Regions from separate parts of the Homo sapiens genome. Here region 2 is linked to region 1. Evidence: read pairs that join two places in POLR2A ChIA-PET (ENCODE). Cell type or tissue: PC-9. All regions are shown on one strand.

Region 1 (2,500 bases):
CAATTATTTGACAGAGATTATTAGTTCTTCTTTATAGGTGAAGAAAATGAGCTTTAGTAAGGGTGAATTGTTCAGGGTCACAGATTTGGTAAATGGCAAAGAGAACTATTATAATTTATGGAATAGTTACTGTGTCAGGCATTGTTTTATCTATGTAGTATTAATATTTTTCTCACATATTGCTCTAATTTTAATTTTTAGTTAAAAAAGCACACTCAAAGGAGAGTAACAATATAAGCAATAGATAACTAAGTATGAATTATCTAAATAGTGGATTCCAACTAACTTTGCAAGTTGCAAAGAGTGATACCAAGTGCTAGAGAAGTTCAAAAGAAAGATGTAGGCTAGAGTCGAAGAAAGACTTTGGAGATAATCATATTTGAACTTGGACTGTGAAGGATAGGTAGGATGGTCTTTTTAAGTAAATGATGATACAGTCATATAGAAAGCTGTGTTTCTGTTTTTGTTTTGTTTTGTTTTGTTTTGAGATGGAGTCTCGCTCTGTCACCCAGGCTGGAGTGCAGTGGCGTGATCTTGGCTCACTGTAACCTCCGCTTCCTGGTCTCTTTGATTTATTCCTTTCCATATTAAAAAAATAATAGTACTCTGTAATAGTCTAGTATCTCATGTATCTGGAGCCTTTGCTTAGATAAAAAGTCTTGCTTTTTTATTTTATTTTTTTGAGACAGAGTCTCACTCTGTCACCCAGGCTGGAGTGCAGTGGCATGATCTCAGTGGTGCAATCTAGGCTTACTGCAACCTCCCAGGTTCAAGCAATTCTCATGCCTCAGCCTCCGGAGTAGCTGGGATTACAGGCACCTGCCACCATGCCTGGCTAATTTTTGTATTTTTAGTAGGCTTTCACCATGTTGGCCAGGCCGGTCTGGAATTCCTGACCTCAAGTGATCCACTCGCCTTGGCCTCCCAAAGTGTTGAGATTACAGGCATGAGCTGCTTATTGTTTTTAAAAGACTAAGGCAGCCGGGCACGGTGGCTCACGCCTGTAATCCCAGCACTTTGGGAGGCTGAGGCGGGTGGATCATCTGAGGTCAGGAGTTTGAGACCAGCCTGACCCCGTTTGTACTGAAAATACAAAATTAGCCAGGCGTGGTTGCACGTGCTTGTAATCCCAGCTACTTGGGAGGCTGAGGCAGGAGAATTGCTTGAACCCAGGCGGCAGAGGTTGCAGTGAGCCGAGATCACGCCATTGCACTCCATCCTGGGCAACAAGAGTGAAACTCTGTCAAAAAAAGAAAAAAAAGACTAAGGCAATCAATCTGTGGATATCATAAAGGACTCAACATTATTTGCTGATCCCTGGGGTATCATTTAAGATTGCTTTGGAAGGAATGGAAGAAATATGAGTTCCAACTAACTTTCCAAGTTGAGTCATGAACTCCTTGATAGGCCTTCTAGAATATATTTAAAGTGTAAATATAATGTATCTATCCATCCATTATCTAAAGTTATTTTTCTGCTAAGTCGTTTATATTTGATTATTATTTTTTACTATGGTTAGTGGAAGAAAAGCAATTTGAAATAACTACTAAAAACCATTGAAACCAAAGATTGAGATTTTTGAGGGGGCAGGGAGATAATCATCAAGAATATATCAGAAAGGATTTAATGGTTGAGGCTTGGTATGATAGCTTATGCCTGTAATCCCAGAACTTTGGGAGGCCAAGGTGGGTCTATCCACTTGAGCCCAGGATTTTGAGACCAGCCTGGGCAACATACCGAAAACTTGTCTCTACACACACACACACAAAATTAGCTGGGTGTGGTGGCATGCACCTGTAGTTCCAGCTGCTAGGGAGGCTGAGGTGGGAGGATCATTTGAGCCTGGAAGGTCAAGGCTGCAGTAAGCCATAGTCGTCCATTGTACTCCATCCTGGGCAACAGAGCAAGACTGTGTCTCAATAAATAAATAAATAAACAAATGATTGCCCTGTACTCAAGGTTAAAATAGGGAATGCTGTATGTGGATTTATTATTCATCAGTTTTTATATTTGAGATGCCTATAATTGCCATGTGTAAGTTAATTTCCACAAGAAGCAGTCATCATTGTAATTTTTTTGAAGGTTTCAAATATACTTTATTTCTTCATTTATGCCATATCTTAATGGGTACACAGTGCTTTTACTTGGCTTCAATTATGAGCTGTTTTTTATTTAATTAATTAATTTATTTTTTTGAGGCGGAGTTTTGCTCTTTTGGCTAGGCTGGAGTGAAGTGGCGCAATCTTGGCTCACTGCAACCTCTGCCCCCACCTCCCCCTTCCACCCCAGCCCCGGGGTTCAAGCGATTCTCATGCCTCAGCCTTCTGAGTAGCTGGGATTGTAGGTACCCGTGACCACACCCTACTGATTTTTCTATCTTTAGTAGAGATGGGGTTTCGCTGTGTTGGCCAGGCTAGACTGGTCTCGAACTTCTGACCTCAGGTGATCCACCTGCCTCAGCCTTCCAAAGTGCTAGGATTATAGGCATGAGCCACTGTTT
Region 2 (2,500 bases), 180 kb before region 1:
GGTTCACGCCATTCTCCTGCCTCAGCCTCCTGAGTAGCCAGGACTACAGGCACCCGCCACCTCGCCCGGCGAATTTTTTGTATTTTAGTAGAGACAGGGTTTCACCGTGTTAGCCAGGATGGCCTCGATCTCCTGACCTTGTGATCCCCCCCGCCTCGGCCTCCCAAAGTGCTGGGATTACAGGTGTGAGCCACCGCGCCCGGCCCATAGATTCTTAAGAGTGGTGATGGAATAAAACTTCATGATCTCTTGTCTGCTCGTACGTTAATTTGTGAGAAAGAAGCCACTGAGAGCTGTCATAACTTTACTCATTTAACTGTCACAAAAATGCTGTGATGTCAGTATAGTGATCTTCCACTTTATAGATGATGAAACTAAGGCAGAAAGAGGTGAAATGACTTGCCTAAATTACAGTTAGTGAATGGCAGACCCAGATTCAGGTTGAAGCAGTCTGCTTCTGGAGTGCATGTTCCTGATCACTGTGTCATGCTGCTCACTGCAGTTGTGTCTGGGGTGTTCCAAATATTCTGTCTCCCATTGTCTTCATCAACCATTAACATGTCTGAAAAAGTCCAGTATTTACCTATCTAACCTATATTTCCCCTGTGCCTCTTATAGCCAGAAACAGCCACAATATCTTGACTCACCATCTTTGTCCATATTTTAGGCACAGATATTGTAATAACCATCTGACTCACTCACTTATAAAGCTGAAGCCTTGCTAAGGTTACCTGCAAGTGTTTTTCAAGACTGGGTGTGGGCCAGCAAATCTGTAGGAAAAGTGCTAGTGTGAGGTAGGACCGAAGGATACCTTCTTTGCCTTCACTCAAAGTTGAGCAGAGATTTGGTTGCCAGGTATTGTTTTTCCTGCTCTTAATGTCCTGCTGCTGATGAGCAAGGCCTTTCTGTGTTGCTGCTATGCAGTTATTTCAAGCAGGAAGTCATTCCTAACTATTACCACAGTAAGTGGAGTCTGGGGAAATAGCTAAGGCAACAGGAATGACACTTTTGCTTGAGGACAGCAGAGGCCTAGTTCCTTCTAAGAACCTCAAATAGGAACTGAGAGTCACTCCAGTATGGAGGAATGCATGGAGGCAGGGTAAGGATCAAAGAAATGTTTTAGTCTTGGGGAACCTCAGGCCCCCACAGCCTTGGCTTTAGTCTGAATGAGCACCATGCTTAACAGGCTCTGCCTCCATTTCATATCCCAGCTAGGCTAATAGCAGTGGCAGCAGTAACATTTTTTATATCTTACAGTTTACAAAGTGCTTTAATTTGTACTACTTCATTTTGATCTTCACAACAATCCTGTGAAGCAGGTTATCTACATTTTGCAGATGAGGGAAGAGGTTCAGAGAAGTCCAGAGTATAGTGAAAGAGCTGGGACCTGACTTTCTACTGCCCCTGAGATGACTTAGGGATCATCTTAAATTAGAAACTTTGGGGTCTGGTACCTGTCTTTGTCTTGGTGTGCCCTTCTGGATCAGCAGTAATTCCTAACCTCTGATATACATCAGAAACATCTGGGATGGTTCAAACAATAAAGATGTCTTGACCTTACCTCAGATGTAACATAGAATCACCAAGTCTGGGTGTCTGGTATATGAATTTTGGGGAAGAAAAGCTCCACAGGGAATTCTGATGTGCACCAAAGGCTGAGAATCACTTGCATTCAGAGTTGTATTAAACACATCAGAATAGTCTGATGAATCGCTTCTCGGCCTTTTGGCTAAGATCAAGTGCAGAATAGTCTGATGAGATTTCCTATCCGTCAAAATAAATAACTGTTGCCTTGGAAGAAACAAATCAAGATTTGGTTTCTGCTTTCTAAGAATTTCTAATCTGGCTGGGATAAGACATGTACACAGGCAAAGGGACTCAACACCATGAGACAACATACCAGCCTCTTAGTCTTGAGTAGTCAGAGTGTCAGAGGAGTCCCAACAAGAATCTCAAATGACATGTTTCTAAGTTCTTTCAGGAAGTCTAATTCAGCAATGGAGACATTTCTGGTAGATGTAGGAAAGGACATAGGCAGGTTCAAGTCCGTGGGGTGACCAGCTTGGCTAGAGCAAAGCATTCTCATAAGCAAGATGTGGGAAATAAAGCTTCTCAGGCAGAGGGTGGAAGGGCAGTAGGGAGACATTAGGGTTTTAAAGCAGTATGATGTAATTAGTGTTTTACAACACTACTTTGGGGACAGGGAAAGCAATCAGGAAGCTAGTGGTCAGGTGTGAGGTGATAAGGGGCTGGTGGTGGTAAGAATCAGAAGTTGGAGGCCAGGCGTGGTGGCTCACGCCTGTAATCCCAGCACTTTGGGAGGCCGAGGCGGGCGGATCATGAGGTCAGGAGATCGAGACCATCCTGGCTAACAGGGTGAAACCCCATCTCTACTAAAAATACAAAAAATTAGCCTGGCGTGGTGGCGGGTGCCTGTAGTCCCAGCTACTCGGGAGGCTGAGGCAGGTGAATGGTGTGAACCCGGGCGGCAGAGCTTGCA

Evidence for each region. ChIA-PET counts read pairs that join two places held together with the same protein. Peaks named below come from ENCODE experiments on the same cell type or tissue, not always from the same donor. Only the 100,000 strongest peaks of a DNase experiment are listed, where the experiment ranks them.
Region 2: POLR2A ChIA-PET joins it to region 1 with 6 read pairs; 2 of 35 experiments call an interaction of 5 or more read pairs at or near these places.

Annotation. Positions count from the first base shown.
Region 1 is chr1:46,105,540-46,108,039 of GRCh38, reverse strand. All of the region lies in intron 1 of P3R3URF-PIK3R3 (P3R3URF-PIK3R3 readthrough), which reads left to right. The region is part of intron 1 of PIK3R3 (phosphoinositide-3-kinase regulatory subunit 3); the gene reads left to right. Among named protein-coding and RNA genes, the nearest start is that of PIK3R3, 26 kb to the left of the region's middle. In PC-9, no CTCF peak of the experiment used is centred here; no DNase peak of the experiment used is centred here.
Region 2 is chr1:46,287,185-46,289,684 of GRCh38, reverse strand. All of the region lies in intron 3 of LRRC41 (leucine rich repeat containing 41), which reads left to right. Among named protein-coding and RNA genes, the nearest start is that of LRRC41, 15 kb to the left of the region's middle. In PC-9, no CTCF peak of the experiment used is centred here; a DNase peak (open chromatin) is centred at 954; H3K27ac peaks cover 2,172 bases.